2 separate regions of the Mus musculus genome follow, and region 2 is linked to region 1. The links are chromatin loops, found by intact Hi-C in ENCODE. Cell type or tissue: left cerebral cortex. All regions are shown on one strand. Each heading gives the region's core, and the rest is flanking DNA. Links, peaks and the distances in the headings are about the cores only.

Evidence for each region. A loop is a pair of places that touch in the nucleus more often than their neighbours do. Peaks named below come from ENCODE experiments on the same cell type or tissue, not always from the same donor. Only the 100,000 strongest peaks of a DNase experiment are listed, where the experiment ranks them.
Region 2: it touches region 1 in a loop (2.1-fold over the local background); 4 of 42 quality-filtered maps call a loop at or near these places.

The regions. Positions count from the first base shown.
Region 1 is chr1:167,614,469-167,622,082 of GRCm38, reverse strand. All of the region lies in intron 2 of Rxrg (retinoid X receptor gamma), which reads right to left. Among named protein-coding and RNA genes, the nearest start is that of Rxrg, 20 kb to the right of the region's middle. In left cerebral cortex, for the core only: no CTCF peak of the experiment used is centred there; a DNase peak (open chromatin) is centred at 3,816.
Region 2 is chr1:167,438,372-167,445,985 of GRCm38, reverse strand. Gm34207 (a long non-coding RNA gene) reads right to left here. Exons shown (of 5, transcript XR_373689.2): 2 at 3,051-3,095; 3 at 2,550-2,595. It overlaps Lrrc52 (leucine rich repeat containing 52), which reads left to right. Exons shown (of 2, transcript NM_001013382.3): 2 at 1-311. The coding sequence ends at 185. Among named protein-coding and RNA genes, the nearest start is that of Gm34207, 19 kb to the right of the region's middle. In left cerebral cortex, for the core only: no CTCF peak of the experiment used is centred there; DNase peaks (open chromatin) are centred at 3,063 and 4,479.

The DNA.
Region 1 (7,614 bases), core at 1,322-5,321:
GACATACAGGATATCTGCTATGTGACCCCTGTGAAAGGGTTGTTTGATCCCTCCCAAGGGGGTCACAAGCCACAGCTAGAAAACCATTGCCAAATTGATCGTGACCTTGTCCCCAAATCCTCAGGCGACCAAGAAAGATCCTAGGAGTAAAGGCCACCATTTCAAGAAGATGCCACCAGCCCCCTTCCTCCCACCCAGGTGCTAGCTCTGCAGATGCAGGTTGCAGCGACCATAGAAGAGTGATAGGTGCATTGTGACCATCTATGGAGAACACGATCACTGCTCTCCAATACTGAAAGTCCATGTGACAACCCAAGGGGGTCTTCCTGTCTTTATTCTGTGTAAGGATGAAGGGCTATACATGTCTGAACTCTTTGGGTGTGTATGCCTATTCATATGCAGATGCCAGAGGAAGATGTCAAGTAGCCTATTCCTTTACTCCACCGTTATTCTCTTGAGACAGGGTCTCTTGCTCAGCCTGGAGCTTAGCTGGTGACAAGTACGCCCCAGCAATCTTCCTGTCTCCATTCCACACAAGGCTGGGGTTGCAGCCACACCTAGCTTCTTCCTGGGGATTTGAACTCGGGTCCTCATGCAAGTACAGCCTGTGCTCCTACTCACTGAGCCATCTCCATAGCTCCTCATATGAAGGGCTTCCTAGGTTTCTCATATGAACACAATTAGCTTCGCCATGGTTTTTCCATTTGTTCATTGAAACGCTGTGGAGGTTCTACAAGTAAGAGTAAGAAGATACAGGCACCGTCTCAAAGAGTTGCCGAGTAAAATTGGGGAGGATAGTTTAGGAAGGAAAGAGCACACGCTGTGGGATCAGGGAAGACTTCCCGAAGGTGGCAGCACTTGGGATAAAACCTGCCCCCAAATGGGTAGGAGATGGGTGGACCAGTGATGGGTAAAGGCTTTGAAAGTGAAGGTATGATGCCCCAAAACCTATGGAGCAACTGTGCCCACGGGGTAGATGTGTATAGCAGGTGATGTTGAGAGACGGGCGTGGTAGCCTTGAAGACTCCGCTGCCTGGCTAGGAGGATGGCAATTAGGGAAATTTTGAGCAGAGGAATTATAGCTTTCAAACTCAGCCAATGAAGCAGGGGGTGTAGTAGACCTAGGAAGGATGGGAAAGACGCACTTAGGTACACACTAGGTCTAATTGCCTGGTGCCAAGTGCCCGGGCTCCTGGATCCAAGGTACTGGGGCTGGCAGGAGACACTGAGCCCTCACCTGTCCTTGAAGCTTCCTACCCCACCCCCTTGACTCGGAAGCCATGAAGGAGCAGAGCAGTTTTACACATTCTCTTCCCGTTCTGAGTCAGCAGCTCCTCCCACTTCTCCATGAATTCCAACGGTGGTGGGACAAAGTGCTCAGGACGAGTGGCTTTCCTCCATCCGACCCTCTGGCTAGCTCGGGGCCTGTGTGGGCTGAGACCACCGGTGGTGCGGGGGATTCAAAGGGAGCGGGCAGTGGAAGGCAGCTGTCCTCAATGCAGGCCTATTAGCTGCCTGGCCCCAGAGTCCCTGAACCTTGGCTGTCTCATTCCATTAGAGGCAACTCTGCTGAAACAGGCATTTTAGAGCTGAAATTCAGCAGGCGATCTGACCTGCCACTGCACGCAGGCTCGCTGTGCCTGGGACAGGAGCACGCTGGCTCATCTATTCTGTGCAGATTGACCCAGTGGCTGATGCTTCCTGCATACCTCTGGAGCCATTTCAGAACACTGGCTCCATTCCTGAGCCGTCTCCAGCCTCCAATGTTTCACCCAGGCCAAGTTTGGGGTAGTGTCGGTGTTCTAGGGTATAGACTCCACCGCTAATCTTGGAATGGGTCCAACTACCACCTGGAAGCTGGTTTGGCCCTACTCTTCCTCACTATAGATTTTGGTGTTTGGTTTTTGTTTTTTTTGTTTGTTTGTTTGTTTGGTTTTGGTTTTTTTTTTGTTTTTGTAGCCCTGGCTGTCCTGGAATTCACTCTGTAGAGCAGGCTGGCCTCGAACTCAGAAATCTGTCTGCCTCTGCCTCCCAAGTGCTGTGATTAAAGGCGTGTGCCACCACTGACCGGCCTGACTACAGATCTTAACCAGGTCCTTCCTACCACTTAGCAGAGATTGTTTCCTCTTCTCTGGACTAGATCAGTGGTTTTCAAGTTGTGTGTGTGTGTGTGTGTGTGTGTGTGTGTGTGTGTGCTCACGTGCACACATGTGTGTTCCCTAGCTATGAAAAAGTTGAGGCTTCTTATATTCTGAATTTGCTTCAACCAAATCTGATTTGTTACTTAAGACAGCATCTCACTCTGCATCCCAAACTCGCTCTGAAATGATCTTCCTGCCTCTGCCTCCCAAGCACAGGCACTGCAGGTGAGCACTGCTGTGTCCAGCTAGCCAAGACTTTTTTTTAATGGACATGTATATTGGACTCCCAAATACCATTTTGTTTTGAAGATGTTATAGTTTGACTTCTATTTATTATCAGATTGGATAATCTTTAGGTCTACTCCAACAATAATGTTTTCAGTTTTATGAAGATATTTGCTATTAAAAAATGCAAACATTTGAGAGGGTAAGGACCCAGTTGTCAATAAATTACTAAGCAAAACAAAACAAAACAAAACAAAACAAAAACAACAAAACCAGAAGCAAATCAATAAGGATCCCAGTCAGGCAGTGTGGGTTGGCAGGGGAGAAAGAAGTGGGGGGCTCCAGATATTTGTGGGACCTTTTCAGAGTCTTTCCAACAGAATTATAGTAACAAGTATACAGCATTTTATACACACACATACACACACACATGCATATGTGTGAGTACACACATACATTGAAATATGTAGCCTAGATGACTACATAAAGTATTTAGGTTGTCTCTTAGATATATAGCTGGTATCTAGACATTGGTCTTTCTACTATGATGCTCCCAAAGGGGACTGAATCATATAATCATATATCACATAATCATATATGCCATATGTATCATATGTAGGGCATATATATATGTATACACACATATATGATATATATTATATAGATATGATTCAATCATGAATATAAGTCCTATATGCATGTGTATATATATATATATATATATATACATACATACATATGTATATATATATATATAAAATCTCAAGTACCTAGGACATGGTTCTGAGACTACTGATTGAGACAAACTTCTCTGGAACCTTTCAGCAACACACTATACCTGATTGGTTTGGTGTTCAATATGTATCATGGAAGAATAATATTAATAACAGTATCTTCTGGCTGCCACATTAAAGACCTCGAGAAGCACTTTTCAAATCCACATCTCCTTTGACATTCATTAAAAACCTTTTAGGAAAATCAGGGCAAGCATTTGTGCCCCACAGTAGAGAAAATGAAACTCAAACAGAAATAAGCTGAAGTGGTTAGCGAAAGGTCACACGGTCCCTTCCACTCTGTGCCAGCTCAGTTCTCCTTGGTTCCTCAAGATGGAAAACCCAGTAGGAATGCAAAGAGAAGAAGCAGAGCAGAGCGGAAGACCCTGTCTGCTGTCCCACACCCAGCAAGCACTTCCTCCCCGCAACACTCCCGAGTTGTACTCACAGGTCACGACAAGAGCATGCTTCAGTGGCCAGTTCCCACAGACCCAGCGCTGAGCGGAGAAGGCAGGATGCAGGAACAATCCCCACCCAAGGTCTCTGCGTCTCCGTGACTAACACCAAAGCCTTTTAGCAGCGTGTCATCTGGTTAACTGGGCAAAGTTCTGTTGCGCGTGGTTCCGGAGCCCAAGCCCGGAGCGCAGCTCCCAGTCTGAGGGCTGCCTCACCAGCATTTGGCAAGCTTAATATAGCTTCCAAAGCCAAACTTGGCCCAGCCTTTGCACACAGCCCAGTTGGCCAGCACCGAAGCTTTCAGCTGACCTTTCAACCCCGATCCCTCTGTACAGGCATACGGCCCAGGAATAGCGGCTCCGACACACACGGCTGTGGAGATGAACTTAGTGGCCAGGTTTGGCTTAGTCAGGAGACTCTGCTGTGATTGCTAAAGGCAGCCTCGGGGAGACAGTGCTGTCTGCTTTCTACCCCCAGGACCTGTCACTCTCCCAACTTACCCTGGTTTATATGTCTTCATAGATAACAGTGATTGTTGTTTTCAATTATCCTGTTTATTCTTTAGGATTTTATTTGTTTTGAATGCTCAGCAACATTTATACCATTTTTACACCCCCCAAACCCGGGGTGGTGTCGTATAGCACTCACGCACTGTAGGCCCTCACAAACAGTTTTTTACTTATGTTTGCATTTATTCATTAATTTAGTAAGTGTGCACATGTGAGTGCTTGAGTGTGTGTGTCTGCGTGCGTGCATGCCTGCGTGTGTTCCTATATGTGGAGACCAGCAGTCACCCGCAGAAAGTATTTATTATTCAGTAGCTCTTCACCTCATTTTGTTGAGACAGGTTCTCTCACTGGGGCCTGGAGTTCACTGGTATGGCTAGACTGGTTAGCCACTGAGACCTCTGCAGTGTTGGGGTTACACACACAAGTACCACACCCAGCATTATCTGTGAGTTCTACGGACTGAATCCAGGCCCCCAATCTCGTGCAGCAAGCACTTTACTGCCTGTGCTGTCTTCCAGCCTCTGTTCGTTCGTTTGTTTGTTTGTTTTTTGAGACAGGTTTTCATTCTGTAGTCCAGGATGGCCTTGAACTCATTATACAGCTTCCGAGGCGGGCCTTAAACTTACTCTACAGCTTCCCAGGCTGGCCTTGAACTTGTAGGGCTCTTTTTACTTCAGACTTCCAGGCATTTGAATTACAGACAGGAGCCACGACGACTCATTTATTTAAATGAATGGTAATGCCCTTTGCAAAACCTAACTTTCCCCGCCACGCTGAGACGTATCTTTCTAACGAGCAGGCGTCGTTTAACTCTCCTTCCTTAAATGTGCTTCTAGAAAAGAAAGTGAATAAACAAACCCCATTCATTCTGAACGGCTGGGAATGGCACATACATTCCAGCTGCCACCTCTGAGGTCCTAGCACCCATGATCAGGCAGTACATGGTCTCTTCTCTGCTCCCCCTGGGTTTTGTTCTTGCATATGTAGTTCACACAGCACGTGACTGCTCTGCATGATGTAGCCTATATACCCACTACCCTGATTTCCTGGGTGTCAGGGTAACAGGCTCTAAGAAATTTTCTCACACAATTTTGAAGACTAACCAGTCCCAGGATCTGCAAACGAACTCCAGGAAAAGTCATGCTATAGTCTGAAGACCAGCAAGCCGAAGGCTGAGAAAGTGTGTCAATGTGTCAGATCAAGACCAAAGACCGAAAAATATTACTTACACACAGCTCCAGGACTAGAGAGGCCATTCCATGGATAAAGTGACTTTTGAGCCCCAACAGTCATGTAACAGCCATATATGGTAGAGTTCATCTGAATGCCACCCCTACCCATGCTAGGAATGACAATGGACTGATCCTATAGACCACTGACCAGCCAGCCTAGCTAAGACACTGTACTCCAGGCTTAAACCCTGTCTCAAAAAGTAGGGTTGAGAAATGACTGAGGAAGAAACACCAAGCCGACTTCTGGCCTTGCCTACCCACAGGAACGCATACACACACACACACACACACACAACTCCTAGGTTGTAGGATAGTTCTTTCTTACTTGTTTGGCTTACCAGTCTTTTTTTCTAATCTGACCTTCAGGTGATCAGATGGTAACTGTCCATATTATAGTACATATGCTGGCTTATTCATTCTACCTATGAGTAACCTATAAACGTTAGCCTCATCAAAAACTGTCATAGAAACATTCATAATGATGTATATATAGAAACTGAGCATCATAAAGACTACCAATGCTAGCCCCCACCCACCCCCGCAAGTATGCAGAAGAAAGGAGCAGGGAGTCCTGGCTATTTACCTGGAGAAAGGAAGGGTTAATATATAAAATTTTTGTTCCTAAATCTTCACTTCTAAAGTTCCTTACCCTTTGTGCTGCGCCCTTGTCTAGAATAGGGACAGCCTGTTTCTCCATTTGCCAGTAATAGAATCATCTCCATGGTTTTCTTTGGTCATGCTGTCTATGGGGGGAATCATCTTGGTTATGTTAGCTGAGGTGAGAAGACCTGCCCATTTTCCTTTGGGGAGGGGTTACTGGACTGTAGAATCGTGGAGAAAGAACGCTAAGCACTAGTAGTAGCACTCGTCTATACTGCTCTCAGCTTCTTGACTATGGCTATAATGTGTCTCAACTTCTTCACAGTAATGGACAGTCTGAGATACAGAACTGTGAGCTAAAAACAAACCCTTTCTCCCATAAGTTGGTTTTGTCCAGAGACTTTTATCACAGCAACAGGAAAAGAAACTAAGACAGCACTCATTTGAAAGACCATGACGAACCATTTCCCTGATTGGTTGTTGCTCCTTTAGCCTAAGACACAGGGACTAGCAGGCTAGGCCCATTTGAAGCACGGGCATCTTAAAGCTGAAGGCCAATACTTGTTTTTGTAAGCTTTGATAACCGAAATTGTTTTTCTTTAAAGAATTTTTATTTCATGTGTGTGTGTGTTTTACCTATGTCTATGGATGTGTTTCACATGTGCGTAGCATCTGAGGATGCTTTAAGACACCCAGATATGGATATTGGCTACCCTGGAGCGGGAGTTACAGGCAATTCTGAGACACGATATGGACACTGGGAACCAAACTCAGGTCCTCCGTGAGAGCAGTAAGGGCCCTTCATCACTGAGCACCTCCAGCCTGGGGATTATATTTCCATATACCATTATTGTAGCATTAGCCAACCAGTCTAAGAGATGAAAGCTGCCAATCTTAGAGGGAAGGCAAGGTCATCTGGCCATCCTGGGGGTGCCACAGAACACAGTGACCCAGGTCTGCTGTGTGATAGACCTTTCCTCCACTGCAGCAGGAGACACTCAGAATTCAGGTCAAGTTTTCACCTTGACTCCTCTTTGTCTCAGACACGCATGGATGTATGGATACCTAGTTCTAGATTTGTCTGTGTGCTGTGCCTGCCTTTCTCCTCTGTTAAAAATGCTTAGCAAAGACTTGCCCTGATCATTTCTTATTCCCTTTAACAAAAGCATATAGTGTCTCATTGCCTAGATACTTGTTTGTACGTAAGCATTCATGAGTGCACATATGTACTGAGGTCAGAGGTTGACACAGGTGCTCACAAAGTCCTCAGAGGCCCTCCTATCCCAACACTGGGACTGCAGGCCAATGCTGCCATGCCCCACCCCCTTTTGGTGGAGGCTGGGAATCTGAACATGTTCCTTATGTTCGTATGGCAAGCACCTTGCTGGCAGAGCCCATTTCTCCAAGCCAACTGTCATTCTCCATGATCCATCTGTTTTCTGCACTGGCCAGATAGGAGAGTTAAACGGAGATGTGGTGGGAACCACCACCCCTGCATCTTTCAAGTCCTTGATAGTGGCAGTAATTTCTGCAATGCCTCCAGGAATACGATACTGTTTTTGATTCACTATTTTCTTTGGCAGAGGCAACTCTAAAGGCTTCCATTTGGCCTTTCCAACCATAATAGCCCTCACTCTACAGTTCAGGGAACCAATATGAGATCATTGGCTCTCAACCT
Region 2 (7,614 bases), core at 2,186-6,185, 180 kb after region 1:
GCATCTTCGCTGCCGGCACGGTGGCTGCCTGGCTCACGGGTGTATGTGCTGTGCTGTACCAGAATGCCCTCCGAACGTCGAGCGGGGATGATACCGAAGATGAAACTGGGAGTAGATTCGCCAACCAGATTTTTCGAAGCAACACACACTTGGGCCCCATTCGTCGGTTCCCTGAACTGATCTAGCTGTCAGAGAGCACCACCGACTGTGCCTTCCCTGGTCTGGCTCCCTGATTTCTCTCTTGCCCTCCCATTTTACCATCACTGTCTTGGAGACTGAAGCCCTCTAGTAAAATAAAATATTTGGTGGTTATTTCAGAGGTTGGTCCCTTCCTGCTCCACCAGCCCATGTGTGCTGTTTTGAGCTCAGTAGAATGGGATAAAAAGTCCAAAAAACTTGATGGATTCATCGAAGTAGCAAGAAGGCCCACCCTTAAAGCAAGTAAACATGTATTTAACTACTATGTCCCAGAAGCAAATGCTGGAGGAGAGAGATGAAAAATCCAAGGGTTAAGAGAATTCTCAAAGAGTAAACAATTTTCAGCAAAGTGAAAAGCCCTGTGTGGCCATGTTATCTTCACATGCCATATTACAGTTATCTCAACGAGCAGGTGATAATGGTACAACCTACCAGTGAGAACCGAGACCTAGGCATATTTAACTGCTGTCTGCAAGAGGCCACATTCTCTCTCTTCCATGAAGCCATCTCCCTAGCGTATACTTAACAACATAACCAAAGCTCACCGTCTAATACAGTTAGATATAACTACTATGTCACAATGCCTTGGCCCAACAGAAATGTGAGATGCACAGCCATGTCCCTGTTAACAGAGTCCTTAACTGCCTGGTGTTGTAACCAGTCCTGTGCACATTTTGCCCACCAGGTCACCTATTCGATGTAACCCTTGTGTTTCTGAGGTACTCAGTCAGACAGTAGCAAACTCCAGTTTGCACAGGTGTGGTAAGAAGAGGAGCAATTGTTAACTGCCTGACACCAAAATGATGCTCTGTGGGCTGCGAGCCATCATCCTGACTGAAGTGCTCAGCAGAGCAGCAAAGTATACACAACTGTGGTCCCACTGTCAGGGCTGCACACACAATGGGAAGGGGAAGAGAAGAGAAGGGCGGCTCAATGGAGGCCCGAGGACACATGCCAGGTTTTCCTTTGCTTGTTGCCCAGATCAAATCACACTCCTGGTGAAGGTTCAGATGGTAATCCCTATCAATGAAGGTGGTGTCACTAAAGCCCCAGCTAGACCCATTCTCGCCTCTAGGTCTCGAAGCAGCGCGTCCCCTCAGTTTGTTTAGGCACTGGTTTAGAGCATAGGTTTTGAGTGAGAAGCTGACATCTATGCCCAGTTTTATATTTAATTGCTATGTATATCCAGGCTTCCTACTCCTCATGATGGTCTTAAGTGCGGAGGCCATCTTTTCTCACTAGCTGCTCTCTTTTCTCTGCGTACGCAGTACCTATGATTGTGCCTCACACACAGCAGGGGCTCCGTCAGTTAGGGATTGCGTTTCCCTCAAGCCCACGCCAACATCCACTCCCACATTGTGATCCTGAAGTAAGGAGTGTCCATGGGTGAGTTATTTCACTTCTGTGTGGTGCCTCTGTGTCTTCCTTTGTATATAACAAAAGTCATGGTAAATGTCATCTTGGGAAACTGTGAGAATAAAATGAATATCAATCATGAGAATCCATTGTAATAGATATTTGTGTTGGAATAACTTGAGATTGCAAAGAACTTTCAATGGAAGTTTCCATATGTACTTATCCCACTTCCATTAATGCTACTTCATATTACAGTGGGATATGTGTTAAAGTGTATTGAAATATCTTTTGTCTTGTTTTTTCAAGACAGAGCTTCTCTGTGTAGCCCTGGATGTCCTCTAACTTGCTCTGTAGACCAGGCTGGACTCAAACTCCAAGATCTTCCTACCTCTGCCTCCCAGTACTTAGATTAAAGGTGCGTGCCACCACCCAGCTGAAATAGAAGTCTTAATTAAACTCCACACTTATCTGGAGTTTCTCGGTTTTCCTCTCATGCTGTTTGCTGTTCTATGATCCAATGCAAAACACCACACTGGCATTTAGAACATTTTTTATAATAATAGTAATTACATCTAGAATATATTAGATAGTTCTAGAAGCCAGACATTATATTGTGCGCATATACACATGTGTGCATATGTATCATTAAATCATTAGAATCTTACTGGTTCACTATTACTCATTTTGTGTATGAAATTGAGGTTTACAAGGTAAAATCTCTTGCTACATGTTACATAGCTAACAAGGCCAGAAGTCAAACCAACTCTATCTGATTATACGTAGTTTTCTCTAAGATATTTATAAGTATTTTTATTGACCCTTAGAGAATTTCATAACATGTACTTTGATCATATTCACCCAATCACCAAATTTTTAATCAATACTATCTCTGAAAATTAAACTACTACAACAGTATTGACAGAAGAAATGGGACTCAGTTTTTCACAATAGGCTCTCTGTGAAGATGATGGCACGAAGTGTACATAGCATCTTACCTAATGGGTCCTGGAAAGGCTACGGTGCATTGGGGTTCCAGTACTTCTGGGTGGAGACAAAAGTCAACAAAGTACTGAGTGAGAGAGAGGCACGCCGTTAGAAGGAACACACACACAGAATATATAGTAGAGAGTGTGAGAAGCTTTCCAGAAAGGAAAGCCATCTAAGCTGTGGCTCACAGGTCAAGATAGGATTATCCAAAGTGGCAGAGCAGAGAGGTAGATGACAAGAAGGCTTTCTAAACAAGAGCTGTGCACACAACAGCTGTGAGTGCAAGAGCCTAGCACATTGCTGTGGTTAGAATATAAAGACAAAAGGAAAGGAGACAGACAATTCTAGAGAAAGAAGCAACAACCCCACCCCACACCCCACACCCCACCCCCAGCCCCACACCACCCGAGGGCCTTACAGAGGCCTTAGACTAGTCTGGAACGCATCCATGGGGACAGACTATCCTGCAGTAACGGGCACTTGCAAAGTAAGCCTGACTTAGCACTTACTTGTGTGGGTGGGGCAGTCTTTTCTGGATCTTCTAGCTACAGAACCTAAAGAAAAGAAAATGTAATGGTATGTTTGCGTCTAAGCAGTTAACGGCACATGTGACTTCCACTCATTCTTTTACATAGCCACTCTGACCCTACTGTAAAAAAGTTTGTGCCAAGGAGACAAAATGCTATGATAACACACACACACACACACATATATATATATGCCTCACCAAGATACGAATTTTTTTCCTAAATATTACCATATTTTATTTAAACACTGTAAAATTGTAAATGTGAAATTGTTAAAGAATATAAATGTATTAAAAATAAAATAAATTAAAACATTATATCAATAATATTTTAGATAAAAGATGAACATATAAACAGTACGAGTGCTTTCACATATTATTGAATTTAAATTTTAAATTACATTTTATTTTCTTTTTTTAAATTGGATATTATCTTTATTTATATTTCAAATGTTATCTCCTTTTCTGGTTTCCCCTCCTAAAAACCCCCTCCACCTATCCCATCCCCCCTCCCCCTGCTCACCAACCCTCCCACTCCCACTTCCTGGCCCTGGCCTTCCCCCACACTGGTGCATACAGCCTTTATAGGACAAATGACCTCCCCTCCCATTGATGTCCCACTCGGTCATATGCAGCTGGAGCCATGAATCCCATCATGTGTACTCTTTGGTTGGTGGTTTAGTCCCTGGGAGCTCTGGGGGTATTGGCTAGTTCATATTGTTGTTCCTTCTATGGGCTGCAAACCCCTTCAGCTCCTTGGGTCCTTTCTCTAGCTCCTTCATTGGGGATCCTATGCTCAGTCAATGGATGGCTGTGAGCATCCACCTCTGTATGTGTGAGGCACTGGCAGAGCCTCTCAGGAGACAGCTATATCAGGCTCCTGTCAGCTAGCACTTGTTGGTATCTGCAATAGTGTCTGGGTTTGGGGATTGTAAATGGGATGGATCCCCAGGTGAGTCAGTCTCTAGATGGTCATTTCTACAGTCTCTGCTCCACACTTTGTCTCTGTAACTCCTTCCATGGGTGTTTTGTTCCCCACCTTATAAGATGGATAGAAGTATCCACACTACGGTCTTCCTTCTTCTTGAGTTTCATGTGGTTTGTGAATTGAAGATGCAGAATTTTAATTTCCTCCTGAAACACACTCCACAATTTTATCCACAAAATGATACCTAATTTTTGCTTTAGAGAGCTCACTCTGGGACTGGAGCATTTGCCTGGCATACTTGCCCTGGTTTTAATCCACCTCAATGCAAAAAGAAAAAGAAGAGGAAGAGGAGGAAAACTCACTCAACCTTACTGTGGCTAAAAGTCGGAAAAGAGATGCCCCAGGCAGGGGAAGGTGTGAGACTAGCAGTATTGCATCTTCCACAGGAAAGAGGAGGGAGACTGACCAAAAGCAGTAGCCATGGAGACAGAGAGGACTGGATGCATTTTAAAAGAGGAGAAATCGTTACATAATTTGGTGAGTGGCTAAACATGAAGTTAGGGAAGAATTATCGGAGGGGAGATCAGGAAAAAGATGGCCATCCAAAGTTCAGATTGGACTGCCAGGTAGCTGGTAGCACGAGTCACTAAGTCAGTATCACAGTACCTTGGAGACAAAAATAGAAACACCTGAGAAATCCATAAAATGTGGAGAAAGGGACGTGTGGAAGACACAGAAGCAAGGCAGAGCTAGCTGCTTCCTCTCAGTGGAGTCAAAGGTATCTGACACTGAAGGGTAGTGTAGGAGCAACCAAAGTGGATCTTGTGGAGACGTCAGGAGTCATTCCAGTGGGTTTCAAGCATCTGTCTCTCAGGAGGGAGAAGCATGCAACAGGGATGGAGGCTGCTGTCTTCATAACCACTGGTATACAGAGCCTCCTTCCTAAATAGAGATGTGCATGTGCATTTGATACAAATGGATGTTTAAAAATAAAAAGAACAGCCGGGCATGGTGGCGCACGCCTTTAATCCCAGCACTTGGGAGGCAGAGGCAGGCGGATTTCTGAGTTCGAGGCCAGCCTAGTCTACAGAGTGAGTTCCAGGACAGCCAGGGCTACACAGAGAAACCCTGTCTCAAATAAATAAATAAATAAATAAATAAATAAATAAATAAATAATAAATAAATAAATAGAACAGATGACCTGGTCTAGAAATTTTCTGTCTTCTTCCAAGAGGAATCTTTACCCACCGTCCGCAGGGGTAGCCATCATGGTTCCAGTGGTGTGCCTGGGCTCACATCACCCACTGTATGTCACTGGCATTTTGCCCCTGGCGGATTCCCAGGAAAATCAATGGGGTATTTTGTACAGGAAGCCATGTCTGACATAGATCTTGAGACTATCAGAGGGTTTTGCATAGGAGGAGGAATTTCGGTGGATATCAAGGGTTAAATCATGGAGGTTTAAACAATGAAGGGAGGAGAGGTGTGGGCAACACCTGTTGTTCTGATTGGCAGCTGGAAAATGAATGAAAGTCATCAAGACGGTGGGTTCCAAAGACTGATCAGGCAGCTTGTGAAACTGTCTTCAGTGTAAAGCCTGCAGCCCATTGCATGCACCAGGGTTCTTCAGGTCTCTGCCATCCCTAGGTCCTCAGAAGGGGGTAGACATCAGTGCACATTGTATGATGTTCTTCAGTTTTTATGAAAGACTTGTGGGGGTGGGGCATAATGGGACTTCGGGCCTCATAGACTGCAAGAGTTTCTTTGGTCCAGAGTAGGTCTCAAACAACCGGTCAGGCCAAGTGGCCCTTCTACCTGGAAAGAATGATGGGTGGAGGGGGAGGGGAGCAGCAATGCTCGACCCGTGCTGCTTCCTGCAATTCCTGTCTTGCCAAAAGGCCTCCTCTTCACACGATGAGGTAGAACTGCTCTGAGTTCAAGCCTCTCTTCTATATATAAGAAGAGCATCAGCATTTGGGCTCAGTCTCCTCAAATGAGGTAACTGGGAGATTACCTATCTTCCAGGCCATCTCTAATTCTAACCTATAGATAATATCGAGAATGTTCAAGAGACAGCTGAAGACTGAAAGGAAAATTGAGAACCCTTAACAGAAACAGGGGCAGAAACAGATCATTTGCAGCAAGCACACAAAGATATATTTACTCTCACCAGAAACCAAATAAATGCACATTAAAACAAGCAGTCCTGGGGTTGAGGAGATGGCTCGGTGGATAAGAACACCTGCAACACAAGCATGAGGACCTGAGCTCGGATGCCCATCACAAACATCAAAAAGATGGGTGTGGTTGCTCATGCATGTAACCCCAGGATGGGGTGGGCAAGCGGGGGAAAATGGGACTGCAAGTAACCAGGCTAGCAAAAACTCAGTGAGCTTCACGTTCATTAACGGATTCTATCTCTAGAAAAAAAGGCAGAGAGTGACAAAGGGAAACACAGTATCTCTGTCTCTATTATCTGGTTCCCACACACATGGGCATGAATGTACACTTGTGGACACGAACACACACACACACACATGCCCACACATACATGAACACATGCACAAACACAAAGAGGTGACATGTTAGTCTGATTAGCTTAAAACTTTGCTATATGGATTGGTGGGGGTGTTGGCTACATGAAATCTAACACCTGTGAATTATGGCATCTTAGAGTGAAGCAGAGCAGAGTGTTAACTCCCCTTAGTGACTTACAGCTGGAAAGACATTAGTGCTTATCATCCAGGACCTCCATGTGTGATATTTCCTCTACCAGCACATACATACATATTCTCTCTCTCTCTCTGTCTCTCTCTGTCTCTGTCTCTCTCTGTCTCTGTCTCTGTCTCTCTCTCTCTCTCTCTCTCTCTCTCATTTCCTTTTCAGATCTGCTTTCCAAATTTGATTTTGTAAGATCCTATCTCACTCCCTTCTAGCTGCTGTCCCCTAACATTCTAGTTAAAAGCCAATAGATTTGTTACAGCGCACCTAAAGAATTGTTATTAAGGCTTTAAAAGGCTTATGGGTTCTTTGCAAGAAGCCAGATGGTGGAAACTGTGCACTGGCAATAATAGTTCAGATAGCACTGAAGAGCCACTGAGATTATGGGGAAATTGTAGGCAGAACTAAGTGTTTGACAAGAGACTAATGATGAAAGGATGTAGGTGGGCTGGCTTCTTAAGCAGACCAATTATTTAGGCCAAGGGGTTAACGTATAAGAACAATACACACAGGTATACAACTTGGTGGCTAATTGCACATCACTCCCTGAACTCATTTTAGTGACTCTGGGCTCGTTCCCAATTAGCACTCACTAAACCTGGCCTGTTGTCCCTTTGATCTGGCCTCTCTCAGAAATTGCTGATGGCTTGTAATTCTTCTTTATTTACCTCTTCTGAAGTTGGTAAAGGCCAGGCAGGGCACATGCCAGCAGCTCCCTACCACTCTCCCTAGATTGTGGCACACAAGACAGTCTGTGGCAACAGACTGAACCCCGAGAGTCTCCCACTAAGAAGCTTCTCTGGATTACTGTTCCCACAGAAAATCTCCTTAGGCTAATCTAGTCTTAACCCCTTATCCCCACCCAATGCAAGCAGGAAGAAATTCACCACAGCGAGC